Regions from separate parts of the Homo sapiens genome. Here region 2 is linked to region 1. Evidence: chromatin contacts called from ENCODE Hi-C or POLR2A ChIA-PET data. All regions are on one chromosome and are shown on one strand. The core of a region is the stretch at or near the end of the contact, and the rest is flanking DNA. Distances in the headings are between cores, read along the strand shown.

Region 1 (3,711 bases), core at 386-2,885:
ATCAACAATTTGGGGGATTTCAAAGACAAAGGGCAAAAATTACCATCCTGTTTGTCACACACACAACAAGAAACCAGACCAGGATGACAGAGGTATGACTGGAATTCCTCCCTGGACCCAGTGATATTTTGGAAAATCCCATCGATGGCATGATTTATAAATTATGATTTTCCAAAATGTTGAATATTTGAATATTCTTTTTCTTTTCTTTTCTTTTTTTTTTTTTTTTTGAGACAGAGTCCTGCTTGTTCCTCAATCTGGAGTGCAATGGCGCAATCTCGGCTCACTGCAACCTTCGCCTCCTGGGTTCAAGCAATTCTCCTGTCTCTGCCTCCCAAGTAGCTGGAATTACAGGCATGCACCACCATGCCTGGCTAGTTTTTGTATTTTTAGTAGAGACAGGGTTTCACCATGTTGGCCAGGTTGGTCTCGAACTCCTGACCTCAGGTGATCCACCCACCTCCCAAAGTGCTGGGATTACAGGCGTGAGCCACCACGCCCAGCCTGAATATTCTTTTTAACCAAGTAAACATTTACTGAGTATTTACTACGTCCCAGACATTGTGTGGGTCATACAAAGATGAGCATGATTCAGTCTCGGTGGCAGGAGCAGTCCGTGGCTGATGCATGTGTTACATAATCATACGTACTCTCTGTTAGTTGTAGATATTTTTGTGATGAATGAATGCCAGGAATCTTGTCTGCCTTCGGGATCCATATCATGTAAAAATATTAACTCTGTGTTTTGCGTAAAATCCCCACAAACATGTGAGAATGGTGACAGTGATAGGATGATGATGATGAAGAAAAGGAAGAGGATGACTTCCATGTGGTTGGACAGAGGCCAAGGCAGAGGAGGGATCTCCCCATAGTGTGGAGACCAATGTGTATGACCTGCTCCTTGACCCCATGTACTAATTTTCCTGAACAATAAGAAGAACTACACTGATCTCTTAGGAAGATTCTGAGATATTTATAATGTGAGATGATTGTGTTTTAGTGATGGAAGGAGGGAGGCTCACCCAACTGAACTCCTCGTGATCTTTTTACAGCCCAACACCAAGGGAGAGCATGGGCTGGACTTACAGGATCCCCACTCCTTCTAATTCTAGTTTTGGCAGGAGCCAGACGAAGCCCTTGGCCTCAGCCTCCTCTACCAAGATGCAGCTGGGCGGGAATAAATGATTCTAAGGACTCCTGCTGCCTCTGCCTCCATGTGTCTTCACTGTCGGGTATGTTCCTATAGCAGTCTTTCAAGGAGCTTTTTATCTAGGATGAGTATAAAGAGCTTCCAGCCCCAATGGAAGTGCCCTTGGTTTCTGTGCTTTACAGGGAAATTTCACACGGGCTGGGGTTTTCAGAGAAACTTTTAGAAACTGCAGCAACAATTTTGCTGATAAAGCTCACTTCATGTAATATTATTAGTTCTTCTCTTCCCCAGCTGACCACTGATTTCTGAAGTCTGTGGAAATTCAGTGGACCCTGCCCCTTAAACACAGTATAGTACTGGGGACCCAGCTGATGCTCCATAAAACCCTATTGATTTGAATTGCAAAGCAGAAAGAATCCAAAATAGCCTCTAGTGCAGTTCCTGGAAATGACAGCAGGTGGCATCATTTCCCTTACGGTTTAACAAGGGGCTTCAGGCAAGCGGCTGAGACTAACAATCCGGTGGAGAAAAACCAGCCTTCCATCCCTGTATATGTATATATATAGCTGTATTTACATGACATTATTACCACGTCTAGAAACTACGGACTAATTTCCAGATGGGAATGCTTTTCAGCCTTTTCTGAGTATAGGAGGCAGGATCTGTGGCTGCATTAAACACCCAACTTCAGCTGGTTCTTCCAGAGAGGGGTAACTCTTGGTCACCCTGCCATCAGGAGGGGCCCTGCAGTCAGCAGGTGCTGTCAGGGGGCTGACCCCACTGTCTCAGACCTGAGCAAGCATAGCGGGGCAGGGATGAAATGACCCTTCCTGGCACTGTGCATTGGGAACCGAGGGGTAGCCTGACCGGGTCCCTCCCTGCAGGCCCCCAAGGTTTCCAGCATTAGAGCCTCTGCAGGCTGAGCTACAGGAGTATGGAAGGAGAAATGTGGACAGCAGCCTCCAATTAGCCCTGCCAGACAAAGCAGGCTGCTCATTTTATTTCTATGTGAATTTCTTTTCTTTTTTTTTTTTTTTTGAGACGGAGTCTTGCTGTGTCACCCAGGCTGGAGTGCGGTGGCGCGATCTAGGCTCACTGCAAGCTCCGCCTCCGGGGTTCACGCCATTCTCCTGCCTAAGCCTCTCGAGTAGCTGGGACTACAGGCGCCTGCCACCACGCCTGCTAATTTTTTGTATTTTTAGTAGAGACGGGGTTTCACCGTGTTAGCCAGGATGGTCTCAATCTCCTGACCTCGTGATCCGCCCACCTCGGCCTCTCAAAGTGCTGGGATTACAGGCGTGAGCCACTACGCCCTGCTTCTATGTGAATTTCAAGGCCACGAAAAGTCATTGATCCCTGGAGGTAGTGTCCTTTCAATGTGCGAGCAGCCTGTCACTCCAGGCAGGATTTTCTAAAATCCGCCCTTGGACTTAACCAGCCCTTGGCCATTATAAGCCATTTAACTTCTGGGTGATGTGCCCCATGGGGTGAAACCTGTGAATGCATTTCCACAGAGCTGCCAGGATGGAGCTGTTTAACCCAATCACTAGCCTAACTCCCTCTGCTTTTACTCTAGGGGATAAAACTTCCCTAGCCAGCCTCCCTGATCTATCTGGTTAGTGATTTTGTCCTCAATTTCACAAATAAGAAAAATGATTCGGTATGGTGTGGTGACTTCTCCTGGGCCAAGCCCAGGCTATCAGGGGGCAGTCTCACATTAAGCTCTGAGTGGCCATAACCTCAACCCATTGCATAGCAGTGGAGACACTGAGCCCAGAGGTTGAAGGTTACAAGGAGAAGTTGATTCTCTGGAAAGAGAGGTTGTTGGTATGTGTTTGGTCACAGCACTGGCTGATGACCCCATAAAGCCACAGAATCATATTGTTGGCACTTGAAGAGACCCAAGGAAAACCTCAGTGTTTTTAAACTGTGCTCCTTGGGGTTCTCATCCAAGAATAAGACCCTTGGTCAGTGGGGAGAGAGTATTCTGAGAGCATTTGGGGCTCCAGGCCTCCCCTCCCCCATCTCACTTGGCCTGGGGCAGCGATGAGTTTCTGCTTTATCTTGTGGGCTTCTGTTTATAAGCCTTAGGTTGACAAAAAGGCTTGAAAACCATTGATCTATTTCAGCTGTTTCACTTTATAGATGAGAAAATGTAGGCATTAAGATGCTTGCCCAAGTTCACATAGGGCACCTAATGGCTATTGTCAGGATGCTGGTCCCCAAAAAAGAAGGGGAGAATAAAGAGGTTGTTGAAGTGGAATTTGGGAATGACATTGTCTTTGGCTTGCTTGCTGTATTTTGGGGTTGGCCTCCCAGGTGAGATGACAGAACATACAAATCCATTTCTGGCACAGACTATGACCACAGTGAAGGTTCATGGGTTGCTGGCATAAGGTGTGGAGAAGGCACTCCTGCAGCTACAATTAGATAAATAAAGATAGGAGAATATGCAGGCTAAGAACCTATTACTGGCTATGATCTATGATACCAGAGCCTTTATTATGTTGGTAACGTTGGCTATTTATATCTGAGGGCAACGAGGCCTCCTGTGCGCTCTG
Region 2 (3,711 bases), core at 492-2,991, 46 kb after region 1:
ACTGTTCCAGCATTGCCCCCAAGACCCAGCCTCCTACAGAAGCCCAGAGAGATTTACCGGCAGTTTTGCAGGCAGGATGCAATAACCACCCCTCTGTCAAACTCTCAGGCTGGAGGAGAACTTCAGATGTCCTCTTGTCCATCCCGTGTCCCAGTCAGAGCTGCACCAAAAGCGCAGGAGGCTGTTCTCTTCTAAATGATTATAAAAGCCTCTTTCCTTAATCAATAAACAATTACATCACACCTAATATGTGCAACGCACTAAGCACTTTACACAACCACCGACTCATTTACACCTCACAACAACCCTAGCAGGTAGGTGTTATCATTATTTCCATTTTACAAATGGAAAAACCAAGCCATGGAGAGGTCACAAGCTAGTAAATGGCAAAGTCAAACTCAAACCCAGCCATATGGCTCTCTGTGTGTGCTCTTAGCCCTTAAGCCATTGCACTGCCTCCCCATGAGGCATATGAAGCCTGCATTCCTGCATCTACTCACAGGATGTGTTGAATATACATTATGCTCATCATTGGATGTTAGAACCTATGATGGGGATTTGCAGAGCTTACAGTTTAGCTGAACAGATACGGGAAAGTACTTTGACAATAAAGTGTGGTAGAAGTGTAAAGTATTTTTCCTATTACTGTTGCACAGCTTAAAACCTCCTTTATGCTATAAAAAGCCTCTTTGTCCTATATTGGAAAGGTTCACTTTGCTCATGTGCACCAATGTCACCCTCTTTGCCTTCCCTTCTGCCACCTTCCACTAGGCACAGAGAGCGCCAGTGCTTTCTTACAGAAGACACGCTCAGGGTTGTTACAATTTTTCACAATATCAGTTTAATAAATACTAATAACACCACCACCATGCATTTGTGAAATAATTGAACGCTTCAAGGTACTTTCATAAGATATTTATTACATGCATAATCTTACTTCCTTTTCAAAATAACCTTGGAAGGTAGGTAAAGCAGGTATCGGTTTTACAGAGCACGGAACTGACCGGGATCCTGAGGCTGGTAACTGACCCTGAACCTAAAACCCAGGATTGATGGTCTTTCTCTGCATGGCATCCCCCTTGATCTACTACAAAATCAATAATCAGGCAAAGAAAGCCTTAAGGGAGCAGAGGGCTGTCTGTTGCTACCATTTCTTCAAATTCTACTGCCTAATTCCAATGTTACTCACAGGCCGACTTTCACCAACTCCTTCCTTAGGGACAAAAGGTAGGGCTTATGTACAAGCCTTATGGGAAAGAATGGTGATTCTAAGTGTTATATAACTGCATGTAGAAAAAAGACATAGATTCCCTTTCACCAAGGGGGAGTGCATTCCAATCAAAAGGCGTAGACAATTCCATGCTGCTCACATAGCCACAAAGACGTTCACCTCCCAAGAGCCACCTAGGCTATAAGTTGCAACTCCTGGTGGCATGCTCCATGGAATTGGCTGTTCCAGGACTAAGAAACTTGAGAAACAGTCTAAACAGATGCCCTTAACGCTTATGTTTATATTTCTCTGATATATTTTCCTGCATATCTGCACCCCTAGCTTCTCGTTCAAACCTACTTGCCTCTCTCAATCACCCCCAAAGCATGAAGAACAGCTGACATCATTGAAAACATTATTTGTGCTTATGAAGCAGTTTTCATTTCAATCTGCAAGAACATCTCCGACCACAAAAGCCGTGTAAGACTCAAGCGAATGAGCCCTGAGTGGTGCAGATAAACACTTTCTCCCTCGGCTTTCCCCCTCTTGTCAGCCTGAAAGACACAGTCTTACTTCCAGACACAGCTCAAAGATCGTCTGCTTTGTGAAGGCTTCTAAGACTCTATCAGGCCACTAACAATGTTTGTGAAGTACTTCTAGCTCTCATCATTTGGAGGCCATGAGAGGATGGTACTTCCTGCCCCTATGGTTAATTGGAGCCATGTGGATAGTTAGGAACCTTCCAAAAGAGAGCATTTAATGGCCAGCGTGAGTCTTCCAGAACTTTCCTTCCTTCTGCCATGACAACAAGCAAAGGGGTAGCTGCTCCCACAGCTTAGGTCTCAGAGGGAGGACAAGAAATGAGCCAGAGCAGAGCCCCCAGCCAACCCTCAATGGACTTGCAGCAGGGGTGAAAAGTAAACCTTTGTTGTTTTCAGCCACTAAGATTGTGGCATGGTTACAGCAACACTAGCCTGTCCTGTTATTTATGCAACAGGACTGTTTACTCACTGCCTTTTCAGAACCAATCACACTGTTTTGTAATCACTTCTTTCATTTATGTCCCCTCTTTACCTTCAGACTGTATGAATCTTGAGGGCAAGGATTGTGTCTTATTCTTATTTTTTTGAGACAGAGTTTCACTCTTGTTGACCAGGCTGGAGTGCAATGGCGCGATCTCGGCTCACCGCAAACTTCACCTCCCAGGTTCAAGCGATTCTCCTGCCTCAGCCTCCTGAGTATCTGGGATTACAGGCATGCACCACCATGCCCGGCTAATTTTGTATTTTTAGTAGAGACGGGGTTTCTTCATGTTGGTCAGGGTGGTCTCAAACTCCCGACCTTCTGTGATCCACCTGCCTCGGCCTCCCAAAGTGCTGAGATTACAGGAGTGAGCCATTGCACCCAGCCAGGATTGGTCTTATTAATTTGCATTTGGTAGCGTCTTGGTGCATCTCTAAATAAATGAATGAAGGGATTAATGAAAGAATAAGATATTTAAGAATAGGATTTTATAATCTTGCTAGGCATGATCCTTTACAATGGTGGTGGTGATCCTAGATAATCTCGAGTGGCTCTTCCCAGCCTGCTTACACCATAGTTATCTCCCTGAAAAGTGACCAGATGAGTTGGGGGTGATCCTCATGGCTTCATGGAAATGCTCCATAGCGGCCTGGAGACAGACTTCCCCTCCCAACTGCAGCTCTCTGAACAGAGAATTATAGCTGAGACCCAGGCACTAGGGGTATGGATGACACAGCTGTATATACGGGCTACCTAAGAGGCAGGAAATTAGTCACACAACAGGTGTCAATAAATATTCCTTGGTAATTTGCACCCAAGGCACTAGTGGGGGCTCGGGGGGTGGTTATAATATAGCTTAACAATAACCCAGGATTCACTCCTCCAATCCCCAAGTTCTTTACCTTTATATGGATAGCAGGTTGACTGCGATAGTGGGGTGAATGGTGACCCCCTAAAAGTTATGATAACTTCCTAGACAGGCACAGTGTTTAATGCCTGTAATCCCAGCGCTTCAGGAGGCTGTGGTGGGAGGATCACTTGAGCCCAAGAGTTCAAGACCAGTCTGGGCAACATAGTGAGACCTCGTCTCTACTAAAAATACAAACATTACCTGGGTGTGGTGGTGCACGCCTATAGTCCAGCTACTCAGGAGGATGAGGTGAGAGGATCACTTAAGCCCTGGAAGGTTGAGGCTGCAGTGAGCCATGATTGTGCCACTGCATTCCAGCCTGGGCAACAGAGCAAGACCCTGTCTTGAGGAGGAAAAAAAAAGATATGCTCACTTCCTAATCCCTGGAACCTGTGAATGTTACCTTATGTGCAAAAACAGTCTTAGCAGAGGTAGTTACCAATTTTGAGATGAAGAGATCATCCTGGATTATCAACGTAGGTCCTGATCCAATGACACAGGTCCTTATAAGAGACACACAGAGGAGAAGGTGTGGCAAAGATGAGGCAGACTGGAGTGATGTGGCCAC

The links. A loop is a pair of places that touch in the nucleus more often than their neighbours do. ChIA-PET counts read pairs that join two places held with the same protein, here RNA polymerase II (POLR2A). Pooled maps may share reads with other maps.
Region 2: a loop to region 1 is called in a map of heart right ventricle, with 2.4 times the contacts of the local background. The contact joins two enhancer-like sites. A Hi-C loop is called at or near these places in 42 of 168 maps with a recorded cell type or tissue (B cell, CD4-positive, alpha-beta T cell, CD4-positive, alpha-beta memory T cell and 19 more), 25 of 37 single-sample maps with no recorded cell type and 36 of 50 pooled maps. POLR2A ChIA-PET finds 5 or more read pairs at or near these places in 18 of 52 experiments (B cell, BJ, CD4-positive, alpha-beta T cell and 12 more).

What each region holds. Positions count from the first base shown.
Region 1 is chr1:167,686,000-167,689,710 of GRCh38, reverse strand. The region is part of intron 3 of RCSD1 (RCSD domain containing 1); the gene reads right to left. Among named protein-coding and RNA genes, the nearest start is that of TRP-CGG1-1, 27 kb to the left of the region's middle. RefSeq lists enhancers at 1-461, 1,689-1,868. Within about 2 kb of position 1,635, at least 7 of the 41 ENCODE cell types and tissues checked have a DNase peak (open chromatin) inside an H3K27ac peak, as active enhancers do.
Region 2 is chr1:167,640,346-167,644,056 of GRCh38, reverse strand. All of the region lies in intron 1 of RCSD1 (RCSD domain containing 1), which reads right to left. Among named protein-coding and RNA genes, the nearest start is that of RCSD1, 12 kb to the right of the region's middle. Within about 2 kb of position 1,741, at least 2 of the 41 ENCODE cell types and tissues checked have a DNase peak (open chromatin) inside an H3K27ac peak, as active enhancers do.